Regions from separate parts of the Homo sapiens genome. Here region 1 is linked to region 2. A link is a loop called in an ENCODE intact Hi-C map of the cell type or tissue named here. Cell type or tissue: prostate gland. All regions are shown on one strand. Links, peaks and the distances in the headings refer to the core of each region. The heading gives the core; the rest is flanking DNA.

Region 1 (4,906 bases), core at 284-4,283, 59 kb before region 2:
GGAGAAATTGTTCATGTTAAAGCTTAGGTTCAGCCAAGTGTGGACAGCCATGTAGAAATGGGATTGGAGAAAAAGTGTATGATTGGGTACTGATAGACTGAGTGGGAAACCCAGCAGGGCCTGTCTGTCCAGGGTCCTCCTGGCCTCTCTGAGCGGCACTCCTTCCTTCTGAGTGTGGGGCAGGCCCCTTTCTGGAATGGGAGTTGTAGGACCCACAGTCAAACAAGGCAGGCCAGACAGTTTCTTCATGGCCAGTTTTCACACAGAAAGGCAGAGGGAAAATGAGAATAACACTTTAGATTTTATGGCTGGCTTTGCAGAAAAGGATTCTGGTTTCAATGACCTGCCTTGGGAAAGATTCTAGTGTCTTTGGCAGTCTCAGGGGAGAATGGGACTGAGAGATGGGCAGGCAGGAGGACGGCAGAGAAAACTTTTCCTTCTGATAAAACAAAAACTTCAGCCGAATTAAATGTAAAGGAGTTTGATTGAATGATGAACGATTCGCAAATTGGGCAGCCCCCAGAATCACAGCAGATTCACAGAGACTCCAGGGGTGCCTCATGGTCAGAACAAACTTATAGACAAAAAAGGTAAAGTGACGTACGGGAATCGGAAGTGAGGTACAGAAACAGTGACATTGGTTACAGCTCGGCGTTTGCCTTATTTGAACACAGTTTGAACATACAGCAGCCTATGAGTGGTTGAAGTATGGCTGCGGGGATTGGCTGACACTCAGCCATTGTTAGAGGTGCATACTATTAAGTTAGGTTTTCGCTTTGTCTGACTATTAAGCTAGGTTACAGTTCATCCACAAGGACTCAAATAGAGAAGTACAGAGTCCTTCTCAGGCCATCGTTAGCTTGCTTTAACACTTCTGAGGCCTTCATTTTGGGGTATTGCTTTCTGAGCCCCAGAAGTTTCAAAATTCAGATTTTTTTATGTGTTTTAGAAAGATAATTCAGTGAGCATACTGAATTTTGGATATAATGTAACACACCCTGAGAGGTTCAGGGCCAGCACCCTGTCATCCGAGCATGATTTCTGCAGTGAAACATGAATATTTACACAAAGTGGGACAAATAAAGACTGCAAACAACCTCATTCCTATTCAAGTCAGGGTTTTTTGAATTTTTTTACATCAAAATATATAGAAAAAGTTTGCTTTTCTGAAATTAGGGTTTCAAGATTGTGGATAACTGATTATGAACCTGTGAAAAGAATCAGCGAGGCAGGCTTGAAAATGTTATCTTTGGCCTTAAAATTCAGAGCCTTGATGAGCTGTTTCCTAGGCCTCCTCCTTTGATAATTAGTTCAGAATGTACCCCAGATTCTCTCATGATGTGTTTGATTAGATTTCAGTTCTGGAAAATTTTCCGTCATTATTTCCCTGATTATGGTTTTGAAATTGCTGGTCTTCTCCCTGTCCCTTGGTGTCCCTCTGGTTGAGCAATTTTATTGTTGTCTTTGTGAAAGTATTTTTAGCTACAAATAAAGCAATCTATTGGATCTGTCTTAAGCAAAATGGAGGATTATTAGAATAATAACAGGCTGACAGGCTCCAAGGACACTGGGGCCTCTTGGGGGCAGGCTCAGGAAGGAGGAAGGGTCCGGATGGAGGGCGCCCACCCACCCCGGCATCTGCAGTGCTCTGCCCTCAGCTCCTTGCTTCTCCGTGACCAGTTAGTGCATCTTTTTTCTGCTCATGGCAGAATAGTGCTTGCCTGATCAGTTTCCCAGTTTATAGGACCTCGATTTCAGCCACACACAGAGAAATGGCTATTTTGAACCCCCAATTTCCAGGCGAAGAGGAGTCTGCTTGGCCTTGTTGGTTTCTTTCATCTCCTAGCACAGGAAATTCTGAGCAGGTGGACGGGAACAAGTGGTGAGATGTGGCCTGGAGTGGCTGAGGCATACTTCTTAGAGGAGGTCACTATGAGCTGGACAGACATTCCCAAGGCTTCCTAATATATGTTCTATGCACTCTAGTTTCTAGTAAGATTCATTTCAGCTAAGCCATTCACATATCCATCCTCTCACTTATTCATGCATTTGTACAACACATGCAGGCAGTGGCCTAGGGGTTGATTGGGGCTAGTGTGGTGAACATAAAAACCATATCGCTGCTCTCCTAGGTCGTCTTCTCTAGAGGGGAGATGGATCTATATTTACTCTACCAGGGACTCATGTAACTGTCCAGCGGGTTCCTCTTGCCCACTGCTGAGGTAGACCAGATTTATGGAGGCAGAGTTGTTGCAGTAGGGAAGGAGTTTTACCCATGTAGGACCTGGCTAAATGGAAGACGGGAGTTGTATTATTACTGAAATCTGCCTCTCTGATTTGGAGGCTAGGGCTTTTCAAGGACAATTTTGGGGAAGAATGGCGGGGAGGGTGGTTAGGCAATGGGTGCTTGCTGCCAATTGGTTGAGGGTGTAAATCATAGGGGTGTGGGAAATGGTTCTCCTGCATGCAGAGTCATTTCTGAGTAAGCCACAGGAGCAGCTGGCCAGTCCAGGTGGAGCCATCAGTCTCAAACATGCAAAAACCCTGAAAACGTATCTCAAAAGGCCAGTCTTAGGCTCTCCAATAGCGATGTTATCTGCAGGAGTAACTGGGGAAGTTGCATATCTTGTGACCTCCAGAATAATGGCTGGCAATCTTCTATGTCTACACTTTAGCAGAATTCAGTCTCTCCTATCCTCCTAGCCTGGTGTTCTTTGATTAGCTTTACAAATGCAATTGAGTTTTGGGGAAGGGCTGTTATCATTTAAGCTATAAACTAAACGTCTGCCAAAGTTAGCTTGCCTTAAGCCCAAGAATAATTGAGGGCAGCTTGAAGGCTAGAGGCAAGAAGGGGATTGGATAGATCAGATCTCCCTCACTGTCATAATTTTCTCACTGATGCAATTTTTGCAAAGGTGGTTTCAGTCACATTAGGGCCAGCAAGGACTACACAGCTAATTTAGACACCAAGACCTTCAGAGCTCTGATGTGGAGACAAGCCAAGGGTACCAAATGGTAAAGCCAAAAACGATAATTTCCATAGTCAAGGTGTCGATGAAAAGAGTGAAACTCTGTAAATTATTTGAAGAGATCTATTCTGAGGCAAAAATGAGTGAACACGGCCCATGACACCACTCCAGGAGATCCTGAGAACATGTACCCAAGGTGGTTGAGTTACAGCTTGATTTTATACATGTTAGGAGGACAGAAGTTACAGGAAGATATTCACCAATACATGTAAGTTGTGTATTGGTTCAGTCCGGCAAGGTGCGACAACTCGAAGCAGGGGGCAGGATAAGGGCTTCCAGGTCATAGGTGGATTCAAAGACTTTCTGATTGGCAATTGGTTGAAAGAGTTATTATCTAAAGTCCCAGAATCAATAGAAAGAAGAGCCTGGGTTAAGATATGGGGTTGCAGAGACCAAGGTTTTTTTTTTTTTTTTTTTTAAATTATACTTTAAGTTTTAGGGCACATGTGCACATTGTGCAGGTTAGTTACATATGTATACGTGTGCCGAGACCAAGGTTTTTATCATGCAGATGAAGCCTCCAGGTAGCAGGTTTCAGAGCTCTTATCAGACCTAAAAAATTACCAGAGTCTTAGGGAAAGGTTTTGGAAAGGGAAGGGGATTCTCTACAGAATATAGATTTTCCCCACAAAAGACAACTTTGCAAGGCCATCTCCAAATGTGTCAAAGAAGCGTATTTTGGGGTAAAATACTTTGATTTCTTTCAGGGCCTGCTGTCTGTCATGTGATGTTATACTAGAGTCAGGATGGAATTTGGTATCTTATTGCTACATCTATTCTATCGGTCTGAAGATCCCTGTTTTAATGTGAATGCTGGTGAGTTGTGTCTGAATTCCAAAGGGAGTGGGGTACAGTGAGGCACGGCTGACCCCCTTCATGCCCTGAACTAGTTTTTCAGATTTCTTTGAAATGTCCTTGGCTGAGAGGGGGTCCGTCAGTTGGTTGAGGGGCTTAGAGATTTGTTTTTGGTTTACAAAGTTACAGATGAAAGGCCTAATGAAATCCCCAAAAGAAATGAGGAGCTCTTACTGGAAAGGCTTTGGCATATTAGAAAATAGCCCTGATATATGTAAACTATTTAAGGCAGTTATTACATACAGTTTGTGTTAACCTGATAATAAAAATATTTACATCCCTGGATGGCTCTATTCTAATTTTCATCAAATATTCATCTTAGATGAATGTAAATATCCAAGAGATTATTTCAGAATGATGATAAATATAATATAATGCAATATAATATAACATAATGTAAAGTAATATAATATGGATCTTGGATTTATAAGTCAATTAGAATAATTAGCTGCTTTCCTTACTATCCTCACCGTGGGTAGAATTACCAAATTTCATCATAACACTGAAGAAATGAAATCATGGGGGAGAGAGAATGACTCAGTTTTTTAAAAATGGAGATATAGAATTCACACAACATAAAATTTATCTTGCAAAATTATATCATTCAGTGTATTTTAGTATATTCACAAAGTTGTACAACCATTGTCAGTATCCAATTCCAGAACACTTTCCTCATTCCCCAAATAATCCTATACCCATTAGTAGTCACTCACACACTGCTTCCCCCCTTTCCCCAACCCCCAGACCCTGGAAACCACTAATCCTACTTTCTGTTCCTGGATTTGCCTATTCTGGACATCTCATTTAATGGAATCATTTAACATGTGGTCTTTTGTGTCCAGCTTCTTTCACTTAGCATAACATTTTCAAGGTGCATCCGTGTTGCATCATGGATTAGTGCTTCATTTCATTTGGCTGTATGATATTCATATATATGTTTTCTATTAAACTATGTATATTATATATGTATATCATATATATTATGTATATCGTATGTATATCATATATAATATCATATATTA
Region 2 (4,906 bases), core at 635-4,634:
CAGAACATTTCATGAGCCATGTGCTATTGATGAGCACATGGCTCTTGACCTGGGTGTCTCTTGGCCTGAGATCCCAGGTGTGAGGTGTAGTGGGGTCCCTCCTCAGGTTCTGTCCACTCACCACATATCTCTTTGTAGGGGATGGGGTGCCCCCCATGGTTACCTTTGCTGGCAGAGCTTTTATTAATCTTACTTGACAGGGGGACATGTTCCCCTGGTATTGTTTCATCCAAGGGAGGAACAAGCCCACCTAGCTGTCTTCTCTTGCTATGTTGGGAGTTGGTCTGGAAATGCTGATTTTGAGGGACAAAATGCACCCTGCAGCTGTGCTGTTCCCATTTTCCCGGGCTCCTGTATTAGTCCATTTTCATGCTGCTGATAAAGACATACCCTAGACTGGGCAATTTACAAAAAAAAAAAAAAAAAGAGGTTTAGTGGACTTACAGGTCTCCCAGTAGAATACCATAGCACATGGCTCTTGACCTGGGTGTCTCTTGGCCTGAGATCCCAGGTGTGAGGTGTAGTGGGGTCCCTCCTCAGGTTCTGTCCAGTCACTGGTATCTCTTTGTAGGGGATGGGGTGCCCCCCATGGTTACCTTTGCTGGCAGGGCTTTTATTAATCTTACTTGCCAGGGGGGCATGTTCCCCTGATATATTTTCATCCAAGGGAGGAACAAGCCCACCTAGCTGTCTTCTCTTGCTATATTGGGAGTTGGTCTGGAAATGCTGATTTTGAGGGATGAAATACTCCCTGCAGCTGTGCTGTTCCCATTTTCCTGGGCTCCTGTATTAGTCCATTTTCATGCTGCTAATAAAGACATACCCCAGACTGGGCAATTTACAAAGGAAAGAGGTTTAATGGACTTACAGGTCAACATGGCTGGGGAGGCCTCACGATCATGGCAGAAGGCAAGGAAGAGCAAGTCACATCTTACATGGATGGCGGCAGGCAGAGAGAGAGATCTTGTGCAGGGAAACTCCCGTTTTAAAACCATCAGGTCTCGTGAGACTTATTCACTGTCATGAGAACAGCTGGGAAAGAGCAGCCCCCCATGATTCAATTATCTCCCACCAGGTCCCTCCCACAACACATGAGAATTATGGGAGCTACCAGATGAGATTTGGGTGGGGACACAGAGGCAAACCATATCAGATCCCAAACAGTTTCCTCTCCTCTTACCACCTTTCCGAATTCTCCTTTAGTTGCCTCTTGCTTTATTCCCAGGGTTTATAGGTGTGCTTGGCAGGAGTAAGCAGGGAGTTTGGGGTCTATATCATTTTGTCTGGACTGGAAGTTCCTTGGAATTGCCCATTTGTTTATTTTTAATCTCTGTCATTTTGTTTTTAATTTGTTTCTAGTAGAGAACATATAATTGGACCTAACTTTAAAATATTTGCTGTTATGCCTTATATTCGCTATATTGTATTTCCTTGATACTTCCTCTTCCCATGTGCTGATGTTGTATATTGTTAAAGTTTCTTTGCATCTTGTTTTTCAGTGTTTTGAAGTTATAAATAATAGTTGCATTCTCTTAATTTTTGGCTTAAAAATATACTAAATCATATTTAAACCTGCCATTATAAATAGTAGGAATAAAACAAGAGTTGCCATGCATTTTAGGGTTCTGCTAGAGATTAAGGAACTTTATTGGCTTCTCAGCGGCCGTTTGGTTTGAGAACCTTGAATGAGACACTGCTTCCTCTTTTTCCTTGTGATGTTGAAAAGTTAGACCTGAAGGGCTGCTTGGATCTTTTGGTGCTTTTGATAGCAGCATGTTGTCCTTCTTTCACTTGGAATAAAATCCAGAGCCTCAACCATGACTTACAAAGCCACAAATGACCTGGCTGCAGCTGCCATTTACATATAATTTCCTGCCTCAGGGGGCTGGACCCCAGACACGGTGGCCTTCTTGCTAGGTGAATGTGCATTTGTACTTGTCACCTCTACGTGGGATGCTCTTCCCAAGCATGCTGGTGGTGGTTCACCTCTCTAGAGTCTCCTCAAATATCCATCCTCAGGGCAGCCTTCCCTGGCCCTGCGGAAGGAGTTCTTCCATCATTGCTGACTACTTTCCTGTGTTCCTTTTCTTCCAACAGATTATTACCTATGACACATTGTAATAATGCTCTAATATATATCTGTGGCAAATATATGAATATATAAACTTTTTCTCTGTCTCCCTTCACCAGAATATAAGCTCCAGGAGATCAGCAAATGTGTGTCTATCTTGGTCACTGTGGCATCCTGGGTGGTCCTGACAGTGCTGCCACATAGTAAGCACATCAAACAAATAAAGGAGTGAATGGAGACTAAGCAATATGGGATGCTGGCTCATGAGGACTGCACGTTTTTGAAATACGTGTACTTATATTTAGAAATCAAACCATATATCAAGTGGTGTAATAGTCATTCATCATAATTTTCACAGGTTCTGTGAGGAGAGTGGTTCTCACATGGATTCACCTAAGAAGGCTTCTTGTGAGGATATTTAATCAGATTTCTTAAGCTGAGAAGAAAGAGAAAAAGATAACTTTGTTATTTCTCAGCAGTGTTAGGAAGCTTTGGGGATTTCTTGGTTCCTAAGTGATGAATTCTCCATGCAGGCCTGTTCATGCCTGTGTGTTCATTTCCTCCTTTGGGTGTGAAGGGGGTTTGGAAAGCCTTCCCATGGGTCTGGATTTATTTGTGTCTCTGCCAGTGGGACATCTTTAGCCATGCCAAGACTCTGTCATTGAAAGTAAGAATAGTGCTGATAATAGGCAGGATAAAGGCTCTAATTTATAGGTTGCATATAATAATTTCATGTTAATAGTTGATAACTCTTGCCAAATCCTAAATCAGGCTTCCCTGCTGCCTTCCAAGTTCTTCCTGGCTAACTGTCATTTCTGGTGTATGTTATTTTTCAATATTAGTTACCTTTCCTCATAAACTATAGGGCTTATAACATAAGTCATGTAGCTTTTATATTCTTAACTGTCTTGAGAAATGTTAAGATCTGAGAAATGACATAATGTAAAAGAGTGAAAGAAAGTTCATTCACTGTAAAGCTTCATCATAGGAATGCTGGTGAAGGGCACGGTTGTCCTCATGTGCTCTACCCCACAGAGGCAGAGTGGCCACCGATCTGTGCAGTCTCTAAGTTCACCGACACAATAACTCATTCTTCTTGCCTTTGGGGAAATAAACAGCAGAAAGAGAAAATACTCCCTTAGCAGTAAAACTAAACAAATGAGAACACAGAAATGAAACTAAACAAAAAAATACGTATCACTATCAAAATCCCCCCAAAATAAATTTTATTTTCTTCCCTTTATTTAGTGCTTTTCAATAATGATTCAAGTCACTTCTAATATCTCTTTTTCATGGAATACAAAAATAGGATTAGTTTTTAAATTACAGATGATTTTAAATGGATCTCTGATTCCAATGTGAATGAACAACATAACAAGAAGTTTATTTTTAGAACGAGAGTGGTCACCTAGCTTTTCTGCCAGGCATATAAACATGAGGGTCATTTAACTTACTTTATCTTGTATCTGAGTCTTTAAGGAAGTGCTGCCTTGCAAACAGAATCATTAGTAAGTTTACTGGGAAGATGCATGCATAATTTTGGAGGAAAATTGACATACAGGCATTTTCATTTTTATTTTTACTTATTTATTTATTTTGAAACAGGGTCTCACCCTGTCACTGAGGCTGGAGTGCAGTGGTGCGATTTCGGTTCACTGCAACCTCTACTCCCCGGGCCCAAGTAGTCATCCCACCTCAGCCTCTGGAGCTGGGACTACAGGCTTGCGCCACCATGTCTGGTTAATTTTATTTTTTGTAGAGACAGGTTTCGCCACATTGACCAGGCTGGTCTTGAACTCCTGAGCTCAAGTGATCTGCCCACCTTGGCTTCCCAAAGTGCTGGGATTACAAGTGTGAGTCACCACGCCTGGCACATTTTTATTTTTAAATGTTTGCAGTAACGATGATTTATAATGAGTTTTTACTAATTTTGATAGTCTTTCTAACCTTGCTCTGACATTCTCCAAAGATAATAAGTCAAGTTCATTTAAAATAATTCAATTATAATATATTTGAAATGCTTGTGAAAATTGCTAAATATGTCAGCTGTTAAACATGTAAGAACTTTCAATATATTTTAGAGGTTCAAAAAAATCAGATTTTTCTTTTTGCTCAGGTCAGATTTTGATGAAGATGATTTTAAAATGAGACAGGACATCATGAGCAGAAGCATCAGCACAGAAACGCAGGCTGCAGGGCATCCAATAAAAGGAAGCCCAGAGATCCCAGGGACTGTCTACCTGACTTCTGAGATATATCAGCCTGCTTGTACCTCTGCCATGGTACACCTGATGGTCATGGAGACTGTTCAGGTTCTCAAATGCCGGCTGAAGGCAGGCAGCCCTGCGCCCTTTCCTCCTTATCCAGAGTTGTGTGATGCTCGTTGATCTCCCTCGCCCTGATGAGGGATCCGCAGGGGGCGTGAGGTCCCAGGACTCTAGGTGGTCAGTTGGGGAGGATTGGACACAGGAACAGTAGCCGACTTAATTTATTTTAAAATTTTAGATATTGGCAAGAAAAGAGTGTTTTAACCGGGTGTCATAATGAGAGAGAATGTTGAATTCCAATCTGCTAAGGGCGTGTAAACCTACTAAAGCTCACGCCTCCCTCTGATTACAATGAAAACTGGACAAAAATCAACTACATATGGACTCTGAAAAATATAAACAGGTAGATTGTGGAGAATGTTAAAACCTGGAGAAGGGACCCTCTCGGGGTGGTTTTCCTGTTTTCTTCTCTCCTGGATTTCTCCCTAGAGCCAGTCTTCATCATGTAGTGGCATGGTGGCATAGGTAGCTAGTAATCCTGTAGCAACCCCATCTTTTGGCCCAGAGG

The links. Hi-C counts contacts between places; a loop is a spot of excess contacts. Peaks named below come from ENCODE experiments on the same cell type or tissue, not always from the same donor. Only the 100,000 strongest peaks of a DNase experiment are listed, where the experiment ranks them.
Region 1: a loop joins it to region 2, with 3 times the contacts of the local background. A loop is called at or near these places in 1 of 110 quality-filtered maps.

The regions. Positions count from the first base shown.
Region 1 is chr15:27,942,213-27,947,118 of GRCh38, reverse strand. The region is part of intron 18 of OCA2 (OCA2 melanosomal transmembrane protein); the gene reads left to right. Among named protein-coding and RNA genes, the nearest start is that of OCA2, 150 kb to the left of the region's middle. In prostate gland, for the core only: no CTCF peak of the experiment used is centred there; no DNase peak of the experiment used is centred there.
Region 2 is chr15:27,883,138-27,888,043 of GRCh38, reverse strand. The region is part of intron 19 of OCA2 (OCA2 melanosomal transmembrane protein); the gene reads left to right. Among named protein-coding and RNA genes, the nearest start is that of OCA2, 210 kb to the left of the region's middle. In prostate gland, for the core only: no CTCF peak of the experiment used is centred there; a DNase peak (open chromatin) is centred at 2,644.